2 separate regions of the Homo sapiens genome follow, and region 2 is linked to region 1. A link is a loop called in an ENCODE intact Hi-C map of the cell type or tissue named here. Cell type or tissue: CD4-positive, alpha-beta T cell. All regions are shown on one strand.

Region 1 (8,000 bases):
AACTTCTTAAAGCCTGAGGAAAAGGAAAAATATATAATTCTCTCTTTAAATGTTGAACAGTTTGTGACATATTAAAGATACTTAATCAGAAGAAATTAATTCTACAATATTCTTAAAGGCAATCTTTTAGCTTTTAGATAAAAAACATTTGATAAAATGGGTTTCACTTCTTCTAGGATGACTTCCATCACAATTCTATTTTAAGACTGTTTTATGTAGATTTGTAATCTGGTGTTTTGAAACAACATAAAACTTGGTTTCTCTTTTAACAAAACTGAGAAGAGTTCTCATGCCTTCTTTTTCTCAAGGTAAATATATCCAGTTCTCTCTATCTTATTCTGACAAAATTTTTCTTATTCTCTGGATGCACTCTGGTTCCTCCGTGTTTTTTAATTAAATGCCATTGCTGCCGTGTTAAAACTAGGAACAAATAGTTCTACAAAGACTAGAAGTCCAATAAACCATGGGAGTATAAAATATATTGTCATAGTTGATGTTGTCAATAATAACCATGATAAAGGTCATAAAATACTAGTTTCTAAAATTTATGAATCCTTTTATCTATGTCAGATGCTGTGCTAAGTGCTTCATGACGGCTATCTCATTTTACTCTCACAACTCCACGAGATAGATACCATTGTTTTGTTTTATAAATGAGAAATTTAAATCACTGAAAGGTTTATAAATGAACTCTTTCCACACTTATACTGTATAATAAGCCACTCAAAAACTCAGCGGTTTAAAACAATACTCATTCATTATCACACATCTACAGGTTGACTGGAGTTTGGCTGATCTAGGCTGGGCCCTAGTTGGGCATCTCTGCATCTTACTAAAAGATCGGTTCAGGCAATTCTGTGCCATATGCATGTGATTCTGGGACCAAAGAGCTTGCTTTGTATGTACTTCTCATGGCAATGATACAGGCACAAGAGAGAAAGCAGAAATATGGGGTCTCTTTAAGATCTTGGATCTGATTTGGCACACCGTTGCTTCACCACAACCTATTGGCCAAAGCAAGTCACATGGCTAAATTCAAAATCAAGGATTGGGGAAGTATACTCCACCAAAGTCCATGGCAAAGGTGTGGATGCTAAGAGGCATGAAGGATTAGGGAGAATAATTCAATGTAGCACAAAACGCTAAATAATACTTCCAAAGTCATACCCATTGTAGCAGTCAGGGATTCAGTTTGGCTGAATGTAGCAAAAAACCCAAATAATAGTAGCTTAATAAAATAGGAGTTTATCTTCTCTCATGCAAAGTCTGGAGATAGCCAGTCAAGAAGCTGATAGGGCTGTTCCATGACGTTACCAGGAACTCAGGTTCCTTTTTCATTTTTGTTCCACCATCCTTAAGATGTGACCCTCATGTTTATGTTCACAGCAAGGCTGCTGGAGCTTCAGCCAGCATATTCTCATTTCAAGTAGAAAGAAAAGGAAAGGCAATAGACATAAAATGGAAGTGCTTTCCCTGACACCTCATCCAGTGATTACACTTACATCTCATTGGCTAGACCATGTCACAGGCCACTCTCACTGAGAAAGAGGTTGAGAGATTTTTTTTTTTAAAAGAGAACACTGTCATTCCCAACACAGGGTTAAATTAGTAACAGAAAGAGAAGAAAACATTGACATTAAGTAGGAATTAACAGTATCAAACATACTTCAGGGAGTATTTGTGCCAGGATTTGCCCATTAGTTTAAAACTATACTTAATATGATGGTATTATTCTTACCATCTTAAAAGATATTTAATATTCTAATATATAATATATGCTCATGGAAGACATTTTGGTAGCTATCTTAAAGTATAAAGAAGACAAATCAGCCATAAGCCATTACAAAGTTACAACCACTGTTAAAATTTTGCTATCTCACCGTCCTTTGGTTGCTTTACCTTGTATACTTACAGTATATTTGTATATCTAAATTGGGTTCATTCTCTACAAATAGCCAGTCTCATCTCCCTTGTATTTTTAAATTTTGTTTTATAGATCATAAGACAATATATACTCATTATGGAAAAATCTAGAAAAAACAGAAAAGTATAAAGAAATAAAAGTAATTTACCTATAATTCCATCCTTAGATCTAATTGCTTGCTGTGATTTTGAAAAACTGACCTACACTTTTTGTGCATTATATGTATGTCAATATAGTTTAAGTCATATTATATAAAAATTTCGCATTTGGCTTTTAACAAATATAAGACAAACACAAGGTTTTTGTTAACATAATTTTAAATACCTGCCTGATATTTTACTTAAATAACGTGTTTAGATTTCTAAGGCTGTGCTATTATAAATCTTGTTACTCTGAACATCTATTTTTACACAAGCTTCTTCCACATTCCGGGAACATTTTCTAGAAGGCGGAAATAAAATTGTGTTATATTATGATGTATATTCTTGAGTTTTTGTGTTGATTCATTTCCTAGTAATCAGGGAATGTCCTTAAGCAAAGCATATTCTGCATATTTGTTTGCAGTTTGAGAAAAATTACTGTTTAAAAATAAAACCTTGTTGTTTGATGCTCTCCTTCTAATGAGTATTTAATCCTTTTTCACACTTTCACGTCTGAAGGTGGGCCTAACGATATTATCGTTAAGGGATAAAACCTCATTATTTTGACTCGGACACTAATGTGTTCTTATCATGTGCTTCTTGAATGAGCAGTTTTCTCTTCGGGCATCTTGGAGCGTTCTGTTACAGACTTCCTTTGAACAACGGGACATGAAATAAAACCTCGATACTTTTTACTTTTGTTTTTTAAAACTAGATACTTTTACAAGAACTCTATTTGCCCAGGATACAGCCCTTCCGTTTTCCCAGCCTCTCCAACTGGCTCCTCCCTCTCCCCCACCCCGCTTTCAAAGCCGCCTCATCATTCCCACGCTAGCAAGTTAATATCCTTATTTACGAGAACTTGTGTTTCACAGTCTTAACCACGGAGGTTAAGATGTCTCTGCCTGAAATTCCTTTGTTTTTAAAGTTTTTCCAGCCCATCTTTTGGGGGAAAGACCCTCAAAGTGGGACCCCGCCCCACCCCCACCTGGCCCCGCCCCCTCTGGTCCGGAGCCTTCCATCTCCATGGTTACGCGGCGGTGGCTGCGAGCGCCCAACTGCTCCGACCGTCGCGGTGAGGGCCCCAGGACAGAAGCAGACAGACACGGCTCCTGCTGTCGATTCCGATCCAGGTCAGCCTACTCGGGGCTCCGCGCCCTTGACCCGGAGGCGTACCCCGCCAGGCGGCGAGCTTGGGGCGGCTGGCGGAGCTCGGGCGGCTGGAGGACCGCGTCCTGCCTCGTCGAGACTTAGCTCTCAGTCTCGATCCTTTAGGCTGCGCCGCCGCAGAGCTGGAACAGCGGTCCATTCCTGCCGGAGGCGCCACCCCAGGGCTGCAGGGCTGCCCTCTAGCCTTTGCGCGGGTGCCTGAGGCCTCCCGCTTCTGTTTCGCTCCACTGGCTACCCCAGAAGCCGGACCTCGGGAGACTTAGTAATTGGAGGGTGGGTGCAGGGAAGGTGCTGAGCCGCGTCCCTAGCGACCCGGCAGCGGCGCGCATGCGCACACAGATCCGGAGCGCGCACACAGATCCGGAGCGCGCACACAGATCCGGAGCGCGCACACAGATCCGGAGCGCGCACACAGATCCGGAGCGCGCACACAGATCCGGAGCGCGCACACAGATCCGGAGCGCGCACACAGATCCGGAGCGCGACGGACTCTCCCACTGACTGGCACTTGCGCATGCGCTGCCTGTGATCTTGGAGTACTGATTATAAGCTGTTTTAAGCGATTCCCTTAAGCCGCGCACTGTTGTAACCACTAAAAACAGGACTAATTTAGTCCTCACACCTCTGGAAAGAAGTGAAGCAAGTGCCCAAGGTCTCACAGCTGGACAGTGGTCGGGTCACCATGGAATCCAGGCAATCTGGTTTCACTGGACAAAATGCCTAGTGCTTCGTACTCATCCATTGGAAAGCTAATAATGCTGAGGAGTTGGCTTTATCTACCTGATATTGCCTTTGTTATACTCTACATGCCAACTTCCATTGTGCTTAGTTACTGATATTCAGGAAAATCAGAAAACTCGATCAAAACCTACCACTTTTTCCTTATAGTAAATGCTTTTTTTTATCGAGAGTCTGAACTCTATTTTAGATGTGCGGAAAAGATCATTTTAATGATCTGAGCAAGAATTGTTTTCCAAGATTCTAGTACAGTTCTGAAGGGTCATTTAATGAATGTGGTGGAATAAGCATTTCTCCTTTTAAAGCTGTACTCTTGGGTTTCTCATTAATTTTACCTCCCTCCCCTACAAATACTGCTTAGCCTTTTTTTTTTTTTCCTGAGACACAGTTTCGCTCTTGTTGCCCAGGCTGGAGTGCAATGGCACCGCAACCTCCGCCTCCCGGGTTCAAACGATTCTCCTGCCTCAGCCTCCCAAGTAGCTGGGATTACAGGCGTGTGCCACCACTCCCGGCTAATTTTGTATTTTTAGTAGAGACGGGGTTTCTCTGAGTTGGTCAGGCTGGTCTCGAACTCCCGACCTCAGGTGATCTGCCTGCCTTGGCCTCCCAAAGTGCTGGGATTACAGGCGTGAGCCATCGCGCCCAGCCTGCTTAGCCTTTTTTTTTTTTTTTAATTAAGAATATCATGATAGGAATATATGTTTAGTGACCATAATTTAAATAATTGAAAATGTTATTTATCAAATGTTTCAATTATTTGAAATCCCAATCGTTGTCTGTCTTCAATAAAGTCCTTCATTTTTAAAAATAATGAAAAACAGGAGAGGCCTAGATACTAATAAAAATGCTAATAAGCTAATAGATGATATTATGACTGTTTACAAATACAATATTGCAGAAATCAAAAGAGGAAAAAAATAAATTTGCATAAAACCACGGTTTTTTTAAAAAAAATTGTTGTTTTATTTAGCCAGAATGCCTCCAACTCAGGCCGAAAGTGTTATAAGGAGTATTATACGAGAAATAGGACAAGAATGTGCAGCCCATGGAGAGATTGTTTCTGAAACTCTGATTGCTTTTATGGTAAGAAGAAATATTTTTGTGATTACTGTTTTATTAAGAGGTTTTTTAAGATGTGGTGTCCATTTTCCCCTTTAAATTCTGTGAGGCTTTCATAAATGTTTTTCAGTTGAAGCATAACGAGATAATTGGACAAATTTGTGAAAACATTTTTAAAAAGTTTATAGAGCATGTGAGTTCTAGATTTATAGAGACATTTAGAAGACCTTGATGAGTTTTGGAAACATCAATAATGTTCTCCTGTGTGGGAATTTTTTGACGTGTATTTTTGTTTGCCGTTGTTAAAAATTACTCATTGCTGTGGTTTCTCTGTTCTTGCTTTTGGTTAACAATACACAATAAAAATACAATAAAATATGCCATAGTTTCCCAATTGAAAACCTAGCCATTGCTTTCAACTTATTTCCCCATATAACTTTTCTAGCACCATATTCAAGTTTGATGTTTGTTGCTTCCTTTTTTCAACCTCTAACAAGGGTACTGATGAGTTCAGTAATAAGAAGAATAGTTGGAAAACCAACCCCAACGTAATCAAGAGGTAGTTGTTTAAAAAATGGAAACATATTAAGCTAATAATATGAAATAAAATTGCTTAATGGATTCTTTCCTAGTTAATGGACTCGTTCCTACTTTTTTCTAGGTGAAAGCTGTTGTCCTGGATCCAAGTAATGGCTTTAACATGGATAGAACCCTCATGAAAAGTGATGTGCAGAATCTTGTTAAGGTGATTACCCAACAGTCCTCAAATTTGCAATTACTTATTCTCAGTTGTAAATACAATATTTGTATTAGTCATTATTGCCTTCAGCTGCATGAAACAAAAGCCCACAAAATAGTAGTATACACGAGATATTTTTCTCATAACACAAAATCTGGAGAGACATAGACCATTCTTCCTGGCTTCCTGGGGCACACCATCCTTGCAATATGGTCATCTGGTGGTCAAAAGATAGCTACCCTGCCTCTAGGCAGAAAGAAGGGGGAAAGACAAAGGGCAAAATATGTGTGCCAATTGGGTCTATCACCTTCTATCCAGAAAATAATAATTTTCCCAGAATCCCTCCCATCTACTTAACATTTATTGACCAGAATGATATTGTAAGTGACCCAGGGACATTTCACTTCTTTTTTCTTTCTTAGATGAATAAATCCTTGCCCCAATCCAAATTGAGGCTCTGTTAGTAAGGAAGGAAGGGCAGGGAAATTGGGCAGGTAGCAGCATCTGCTACAGTATTTTAGTGAAACCTTGTTACTAATGTCTTACATTGCAAACATTAACTAGTTCGTCATATACTGTGAAGTTAAATAGAACTAAATTAATTTGCATTTCTCTAATGCTGAGTGATGTTGAGCATTTTTTTCATGCTTTTTGGCGATTTGTATGTCTTCTTTTGAAAAATATCTATTCATGGCCTTTGCCCACTTTATAATGGGGTTATTTGTTGTTGTCGAGTTGTTTGAGTTCCTCGTAGATCCTGAATATTAGTCCTTTGTCAGATGCATAGTTTGTACATATTTTCTCCCATTCTGCAGGCTGTCTTTTCACTCTGTTGATTATTCATTTTGATGTGTAGAAGCTTTTTAGTTTATTTAAATCCAATTTGTCTATTTCTGTTGCATTTACTTTTAAGTCATGAATTCTTTGCGTAGGCCAATGCCCAGCCCCCTAGGTTTTTTTCTGTTATTTTTATAGTTTCAGGTCTTACATTTAAGTCTTTAATCAATCTTGAGTTGTTAATTTTTGTATATGGTGAGACATTGGGATGGGTTTCATTCTTCTGCATATGGTAATCCAATTTTCCCAGCACCATTTATTGAATAGGATGTCATTTCTCCAGTGTATGTTTCTGTTGACTTTGTCAAAGATCACCTGACTGCAGGTATGTGGCTTTGTGTCTGGATTTTCTATTCTGACAATGAGATACAATCTTACACCAGTTAGAATATCTTTAAAAAGTAAAAACATAACAGATATTGGTGAGGATGCAGAGAAAAGATGGTATAAAGCTTGTTCTTAGCAATAGGGGAAGTGATTGTGGCAGTCAGAAATTTTATTGGAAAGCCGTGGAAGAGAATCCAGGAGGGGCAGAAAATAAGTTGTTCTCCTTGTCATGACCCAAGAAGAGTTTTCCATTCCCCCCAATTCCCCAACTCAACTAAGTTGGAAAGAATCAAGCCAATATACTTTTAGTACGACAGGTACATAAACTAACAACATATGTTATATTCAAGTGACAATTTTTTTCTCAACTAAAAATCATGTGGATGAGCTATTTTTTTAAGTGTGCATTTTAGAACAGTACTTCTGTATGTGGAGGGATCCAGGTGCACAGGCTTCTGCAAAGACATAGTGTCCAATCCTCAGTCTTGCATTCTCCCCTCCCTCCTCCCAGGAAAGCAGGGCTGGTGCTCAGGGAGATGGGTTGAGAGTGATGCTGCCAAGTGCCTGCCAGCTGCAGTATATTCAGCCTACAGAGTGAGCAGTGAAGGAAGTGGGGGAGGGAGGTGACCAGTAGAGATGAGAGAAGGAAAGAAAAACTGAGGTTGATATTCAATATAAAGAGGCAAGGCAGAGAAGGGGAATGAGCCATCTATGTGGGGGCTCATAGGAGAAAACAGACCAGGAGAAGAAATATCAAGGGTAGAACCAGAGAAATTTTGTGAAGAGAGGGGGGTGGTTGCAGCAGCTTTTTAATTTTAATTTAATTTAATTTAATTATATTTTATTTTTTGAGACAGAGTCTCGCTCTGTCCCCCAAGCTGGGGTGCGGTGGCATGATCTTGGCTCATTGCCATGTCCACCTCCCGGGTTCTCAAGCGATTCTCCTGTCTCAGCCTCCCGAGTAGCTGGGACTACAGGTGTGTGCCACCATGCCTGGCTAATTGTTGTATTTTTAGTAGAGACGGGTTTCACCATGTTGACCAGGCTGGTCTCGAACTCCTGACAT
Region 2 (8,000 bases), 420 kb after region 1:
GCATCACCCCTGCTTGACCATCGTTTACTGGTGGTATCTTCAAGAGCCTCTAAGGTCCGTGGAGTTGGCACAAACAAGCATTGACAGTGAAGCCCAGTAGTCTTCAACATCATATAATTACTGGGCATTACATTGCATAAACTGCAATGTGAATTGAACAAAGACCCATTACAGGAGTGCGAAAAAGCAAGTAATCATGCCCTGTTTCCTCACTAACTGCCTGCCTCACCTTTAATGTGCTCCTCCCTTCCCTTGTTCCCCAGTCCTTGGCCTATGGTCTGAAGTAGAAATGTTTTCCATATTTATTCTGTCTGGTACTGTTTCCTCTGAGATTGACAGATGGTTCAAATTTCATTTTGAGGTATGCCTAAAGGATAAAAACTCCACCTCTACTTCTTTCCTTTCATATTTATATCTTCTTTTTTCCTCTTTTTTTTCCCCTCTCCTTCTCTCTTCCTTGTGTCTTTTTACATTTGCTAGGTCGAATTTCCCCTTCTCTACTTATTTTATCCTGTATCTCAGTTTCCTTTTTTTTTTTTTTTTTTTTTGAGACGGAGTCTTGCTCTTTCACCCAGGCCGCACTGCAGTGGCGCTATCTTGGCTCACTGCAAGCTCCGCCTCCCGGGTTCACGCCATTCTCCTGCCTCAGCCTCCCGAGTAGCTGGGACTACAGGAGCCTGCCATCACGCCCGGCTAATTTTTTTTTGTATTTTTAGTAGAGATGGGGTTTCACCGTGTTAGCCATGATGGTCTCGATCTCCTGACCTCGTGATCCGCCCGCCTCGGCCTCCCAAAGTGCTGGAATTACAGGCGTGAGCCACCGCGCCCGGCCCTCAGTTTCCTTTTACTTCATTATCTATTCTGTGGGGAAGATGATTTACTTTGTGCAATGGTATATAACTCGATTTCTGACATCCAAGAATCCCTTTCCCTGCCTAATTTGACTTTAAAAGGGTTCAAAGAGGATGATTTCGTATAAAAAGTTGAGTCGATTTAACTATCTATCAAAAGAAAAGTCTCCCAGATACTTTGCGTCAATTACTAGTTCTTTTCTGTCTTGCGTATTTGCACCGAGAAAGAATTCTGTTGGCCCATATGCTGGGTTAGTGCCAGAATAAGATGGGCTTCTGTCCCCATCACTCCATTGAAGGGGCTATTGTCAAGGTTACCTGTGACCTCTGCATTGCCAGCTTTGATGTCTTCTGTGTCCTCCTCTTGCCGACCTCTCTCCAGGGTTGCCTCACTTGTCTTCTGCTCTCCTTTCTGTTGCTGGCCACTTATGCTTCCTGACTCACCCTTCCTCCCTTCTCTGTTTCAATTGCCTGTGCCCTAGGGTCAGACCCAGGCCTCTTCTCTTCTTTATCCAAATTCTCTCCTTGAGGATCTCATCTTTAAATATCACTTATATCTTGAAGACTTCCTCCTCTTCCTCCTCCTCTTCCTCCTCCTCCTTTTCTTCTCCTCTTCCTCCTCCTCCTCCTTCTTCTCCTTCTTGTTTTTTTGTCTTCTCCTTCCTCCTCCTCCTCTTCTTCTTCTTCCTCCTCCTCCACCTTCTCCCCCTCCTGTTCCTCCTTCTCCTCCTCCTTCTCCTCCTTCTCCTCCCCCTTCTCCTCCTCTTCCTCCTCCTCCTTCTTCCTCCTTCTCCTTCCCCTTCTCCTCCTCCTCCTTCCTCCTTCTCCTCTCCCTTCTCCTCCTCTCCCTTCTCCTCCTCTCCCTTCTCCTCCTCTTCCTCCTCCTCTCCCTTCTCCTCCTCTTCCTCCTCCTCCTTCTTCCTCCTCCTCCTCCTTCTTCCTCCTCCTCCCTCCTCCTCCTCCTCCTTCTTCCTCCTCCTCCCTCCTCCTCCTCCTCCTCCTTCTTCCTCCTCCTCCTCTTCCTCTTCTTTTGAGACAGGGTCTCTCTCTGTCACCCAGGCTAGAGTGCAGTGACGCTATCACAGCTCACTGCAGCCTCAAACTCCAGGGCTCAGGTGATCTTCCCACTTTGGCCTCCCAAAGTGCTGAGATTACAGGCCTGATTCACTGCACCTGGCCTTGAAGACTTCTAAGTATAAATCAATAGCCCTAACCTCTCCCCTAATCTCCAGATTTCTAACAAGAAGAGATCTTGTTTGTGCAGATGTCTCCTGACATCTTCTCCTGAATAGACATAGCAAACTGAGCCATGAGCAACACAAACAGAAATTATTCTCACTGCCACCCCCTCCCAACATGCCTTCCTCACAGCCTTTCTAATTCCGGTAAGTGGTATTGCATCCACTTAGTAGCTCAGTCAAAAGTCACACTCCATGCCCACCTCTAATCTGTTACCATTTATACTTCTAAAATAAATTGGAAATTCATTCCTTTATTTATTTATTTTTGAGACAGAGTTTCACTCCCATCACCCAGGCTGGAGTGCAGTGGCGAGATCTTGGCTCCCTGCAACCTCCACCTCCTGGGCTTGAGCAATCCTCCTGCCTCAGCCTCCTGAGTATCTGGGACTACAGGGGCCCACCACCATGCCTGGATAATTTTTTTGTGTTTTGTCGAGATGGGGTTTCTCTCTGTTGCCCAGGCTGGTCTTGAACTCCTGGGCTCAAGTGATCCACCTGCTTCAGCCTCCCAAAGTGCTGAGACTACAAGCTTGAGCTGCCGCACCTGGCCCCATTCCCTTTTTACAATACTACTGTTATCACCCTTGTCCATGCAACTATATTTTATTGCCTGTAAGACTACAGTCATTTCCAAAGAAGTTTCCCTGTTTCTACTGTTGTGCTTGTTATGGTACTTCCTCCACACAGCATCCAGAATAATTTTCAAAAATGTAAATCAGATTGCATCACTCCCTTTCTTAATAACCTTTTGCACTGCCCCATGTCCGCGTCCCTGAGCCCATAAAACCCTCTTCTTTGCATTCTTTAGTGCATTATTTCCGCTGTAGTACTGACCTCCTGAAAAGCTCAAGCCTCTTTTATGCTATATGGTTTCTTTCCCACAGATAAAGTAAGAATAAAAATATTTATGGATCTGAAAATTCCTTAAAGTATTTGTTACTGTGCAGGAGGTAGAAAACTTCCTAGGTAACCTCTTCTTCTTTTTTTTTTTTTTGAAACAAAGGCTGGAACTTCAGGGACCAGTGATGTTGTCAGTTTTCTACTATCTGATGAAGGATACTGAAGAGAGTGAAAAAAATAGTATAGACTTGGGGAGAAAGGAATGGATTTGTGGGAGAATAAAATGGGAAAGTAAAACAGAGTGGGGAAGGGGGAGCTAAAAAGAAAAGCACCCAGGATAAATCTTTTCCTTGCTTTATAATTCATATCATAGTAAAATTTTATAAATTTAGTTTCTGTAGAAAAAGGAATAATAAAATGATATTAATTAGGATCATATTCATAATTATACTGTTTCTCTCTGAATTTATATAATCTTTCTGCAAAGAGCTAAAAATGGCTTAAAAAGCTCTAATGATATTATATTATTTAGCAATGTGTCTGTAATAGACATTAATGATACAGTATTAAACCAATCCATAGAGCTTTCTAAAGGTACGGTAGGCTAATATAACACCAGAAACCTAATTGCTGCTCTCAGAATTTAGAATTGAAATTAGCTTAATGATATAAAATTTTTTAATAGGAAAAGCTATCCACAAATAGTTGCTATCATGTAGTTTTTCAGTGTAAAGAAAATTTAAAAAATCAATAAAAACAAAATGATTACTCAGACCTTGTTACATAGATATCGCTGTTAGACGTCCTCCTTTTCTAAGATAACCTATTGTGTGGTTTTCAGAGCCTTTTATAAGTCAGCCACTAGAGAGCAAACTTCTTCTTTTTATCAGGCCGTAGTTTTATTTTTTTTAAAAAATACACACCACGTATATATTGGGAATCTCACAATGACACATTATCTCAGACTGTAAAATCTGATAATATAGCTTCTAGATGCCTGGGGCAGTGGGTGTAGGGGATGAAGTGGGAAATTTTAAGGCCGTTTATATTAAAAACACAAGAAAGAACAAGATAAGATGTTGTAATGTTGAACTACCTTCCTGGAGTGAAAATGAAACCTTCTGCTAATGGAGCATAAAGTCTTACGTTTCATGCCATGTAATAAAATATGATAGGCATTGTTTGGTCTGACAGGTATCTTGGGCCTTTTTCCAGACTAGGGTCTCCAGGGAGCTCAAAGACATGTTACTGTTTCCAGGTGAAATGTAGATAAATTACATTGTCAGCTACCTTTGCTGCCTCCAGTTCCAGAGGCTCCAGTCACACAAAAGAAAGCTGCCAGTTCCAGAACACTCTCATCTATTGGACTAACCCCCAACTATTGACATCCTTTCCAAAGGTCAGGATGGCACCCAAAACATCAATATACAGGCAGATCAATCTGCTAAAGGGTGCCAGGGAACAGAAGGATTTACTGCACATAGAAATTCCAATTTTTCAGGCCCCAGAGTGTCTCAGCCTCCTTTTTGGCCAAGAATGGGAGATACTCAGCTAGGTAAACCACTTTCTCTTCTGGTGGCCTGTTGGCAATTGGCCCCGTTCTCATGACCCTAGAGTCTCATGGCTCACCAAAGTCGTCAGAATCAAGTTTCATCTCTGTTATTTGGGCTTTGGGCTATTTGAAGGTTTATAGTTTAAAATTTGAACTTTTTAGATATTTCAAAAAAACAGTATTGGATTGGTGCAAAAGTAATTGCAGATTTTGCCATTACTTTATACCAACCTAATATTAAGAGCTGTAGGAAGATTATAAAAGATATCCAAGAAGGGAGATTTCAAAACCTTCCAAGGGAACACTTTCCAGGGTTTATTGGCTATTCCGGTTAGATTATTTTTCTTTTCTTTTCTTTTTTTTTTTGTTGAGACAGAGTCTCGTTCTGTCACCTAGGCTGGAGTGCAGTGGCATGATCTTGGCTCACTGCACCCTCTGCCTCCCAGGTTCAAGTGATTCTCCTGCCTCAGACTCCTGAGTAGCTGGGATTACAAGTGCCCACCACCACACCTGGCTACTTTTTGTATTTTTAGTAGAGACGGGGTTTCTCCATCTTGGTCAGGCTGGTCTCAAACTCCTGATCTCAGGTGATCCTCCCACCTTGGCCTCCCAAAGTGCTGGGATTACAGGCATGAGCCACCATGCCCCGCCAGGTTATTTTTCTTATGTTGAATTGGCTCGTGTGAAATTGTCAATATTTGAACAATTTGGCTTATAAAAATGGCCATTTTACAGAGTTCAACCTAATACTTTATGCTACAGGGCCTTCTGTGAAGAGGTCTTTTACAGGCATTGTTCACCACTTCATAATCAATCAACAATCATTGCCTGCCCACTAAGCACTCAGCACAATGTCAATGCAACTCAACAAAGATATATTATTGACTCTCTGCAAGGTGCTTTGGTGAGTACTGCAGCAAACATTAGGGTCAGCTAGATGAGGTCCTGTCTTTACAGAGCTTATGTTCCAATGAGAGAAAGTAAAATTAATCACTTGGACAGTGTTATGTTTTCTACAGTTAAAATGTTGTGGGAGTATGAAAGAGGATGAGATTCAATCCTGACTGGGGGACTCCAGGAAGGTTCATTGCTGGGATGGCACTTGGATGGAAGGGCTGACACTTAACACGGAAGAGGTGCTAATTTAGTTGGGACTTGAAGGAGGCATAAGATTATTCTTACAATTTCCCATCAAATATCTGTAGCTGTGGTTGTTGTTATCAGTAGACGGTAAAATTTCTGAGGGCAGTGGTCTCTCTGTAGTCACACGGTGCCTGGCACAGAGTTAGAGGCTCCACTCTATGCTGCCAAGTCAGTGCAGTATAGTAGGTGAGAACACTTGTCCTGAATCCAGGCCGCTACTTCACTAGCTGTGTGACCTTGAGCAACTTATTCAACTTCTCCGTGTCACAGTGTCTTCATCTATAAAATGTGGGTACATAATAGCACCTATCTATGTTCTCCTGTGGAAATCAGACATGACTGGGCATTTCCACAGTTCTGTAGGGCAGCCCAACTAAATTTGTTTCACGGACACACCAAGGAGCCCCCAAGGAAAGAAGTTGAGCTAAACTTAAGGAAGACAGAGTCAGGCTGACATGTCTGGCTCTACCCTGAAGCCCCAGGGAAGAAGCAGAGGCAAGACACAGCATCTGTCACTTTGGCCCAGTTCTGTGTCCTGATTCCTGCAGTGGGGTTTGTGTGTGTGTTTGTGTGTGTGTGTCTGTGTTTGTGTGTGTGTTAGAGATATTTCACCTAAATATCTATAAGACCCCAAGGTCTCGGCAGAATTGCTTTTATAGCCCCTAGATAGATTGTAGCCCATGATGGGTGTAGGGCTGAGATTTTGGAGGATTGATAGCTCCAGAGACCGCAGGTCAATACTATCACCTCCAGGTCCCCAGGGCTTCTGCTGGGTGGCAGAGGTCCCTGGCAGACACTCCAGAGAGGATTGTTCATGAGGACATTGGAGACAGCCTCTAAGAACACCCAGAAATTTTGGGTGGGTGGGGCTTCTCTGCAGAAGAGGAGTCCTACTATAGCAGGCAGGGTGAAAATCAGCATAAGGAAGGTTACGGCCTAATGCCACCCAATTTGTATCCTTCAGGTTGCTGTAGTCTGGGGCACATCAGAATCCTGACTTCAATTTGGCAATTTCCATTGTAATTGAAGGTCTGAAAAGTTCTTAAAAAGTTCACTTCTTGCCTAAGAAAGTAACATATCTCATTGTGGGTGGTTAAAAAAATAGAAAAACATAAAAAATTAGATTAAAGTAGCCCTTAGTTTATCATACAATGAGATTTACTTTTGATGTATTTTTAAAAGGTATTTTGATGTATTTCCATCTAATTTTTTTATTTGTTTTTTGAGAAAGAGTCTTGCTCTGTTGCCTAGGATGGAGTACAATGATGAGACCTCTGCTTGCTGCAACCTCTGCCTTCCTGGTTCAAGCGATTTTCCTGCCTAAGCTTCCCGAGTAGCTAGGACTACAGGTGCATGCCACCATGTCTGGCTAATTTTGGTATTTTTAGAAGAGAGAGGATTTTGCCATGTTAGCCAGCCTGGTCTCGAACTCCCGGCCTCAAGTGATCTGCCTGTCTCAGCCTCCCAAAGTGTTGGGATTACAGGTGTAAGACACCATGCCTGGTTAGAATTTTTTTTTTTTTGAGACGGAGTCTCGCTTTGCCACTCAGGCTGGAGTGCAGTGGCATAATCTCAGCTCACTGCAACCTTTGCCTCCTGGGTTCAAGAAATCCTCATGTCTCAGCCTCCCAAGTAGCTGGGATCACAGGCATGCACCACCATGCCCTGCTAATTTTTTTTGTATTTTTAGTAGGGACAGGGTTTCGCTATCTTGGCCAGGCTAGTCTTGAATTCCTGACCTCAGATAATCTTCCCACCTTGGTCTCCCAAAGTGCTGGGATTACAAGCATGAGCCACCACGCCCTGCCACTGGTTAGATTTTAAACTAACAAGAGAGATGCATGTTTGGAATTTGCTAAATTTATCTAAATATCTATATTTGCTATAAAAATTTTACCCACTTTTATTCTCCCTGTTTCACTTAACACCCTATTTTGAATATTTTCCTATATTATTAACTATTATTGAAAATACTATTTAATATACATATTCCATATGGGTTACTCTAATTTTTAAAGTAATTTTTATTAAGGTGTACTATGCAAATATTGCATGCAAATATTCTACAAATGAAATAGTGCTAAATAGCATAAAAACAGAATGAATGATGCTTTCTCTACTCACCCTCAACTCCTTTGTCCTTGTCAAGAGGAGCTACTTTCAGTTTTCACTAGCAGCTTATTTTGAAATTTGCCTCCATATTTAAAAACATGATTAATATCCTATTATTTCTTCATTTACCAAGTTTAGTACATATAGTGAGGACTTCTGCTTATTTTTACCCTCCTTTCTTTCTCGAATCTTCCTGATGTAATTATATTTTAATTTTTACCTAAGTACATATTCAGTATGTCTATGATTATTACTTTGTGA

Evidence for each region. Hi-C counts contacts between places; a loop is a spot of excess contacts. Peaks named below come from ENCODE experiments on the same cell type or tissue, not always from the same donor. Only the 100,000 strongest peaks of a DNase experiment are listed, where the experiment ranks them.
Region 2: it touches region 1 in a loop (2.5-fold over the local background); 6 of 110 quality-filtered maps call a loop at or near these places.

The regions. Positions count from the first base shown.
Region 1 is chr6:87,404,893-87,412,892 of GRCh38, forward strand. It overlaps CFAP206 (cilia and flagella associated protein 206), which reads left to right and starts at 3,080. Exons shown (of 13, transcript NM_001031743.3): 1 at 3,080-3,197; 2 at 4,943-5,055; 3 at 5,693-5,776. The coding sequence starts at 4,948. In CD4-positive, alpha-beta T cell, no CTCF peak of the experiment used is centred here; DNase peaks (open chromatin) are centred at 3,239, 3,539 and 3,759; H3K4me3 peaks cover 1,774 bases; H3K27ac peaks cover 725 bases.
Region 2 is chr6:87,828,340-87,836,339 of GRCh38, forward strand. All of the region lies in intron 2 of LOC101928911 (a long non-coding RNA gene), which reads left to right. Among named protein-coding and RNA genes, the nearest start is that of AKIRIN2, 130 kb to the left of the region's middle. In CD4-positive, alpha-beta T cell, CTCF peaks have their summits at 3,802 and 4,002; a DNase peak (open chromatin) is centred at 3,802; H3K4me3 peaks cover 779 bases; H3K27ac peaks cover 515 bases.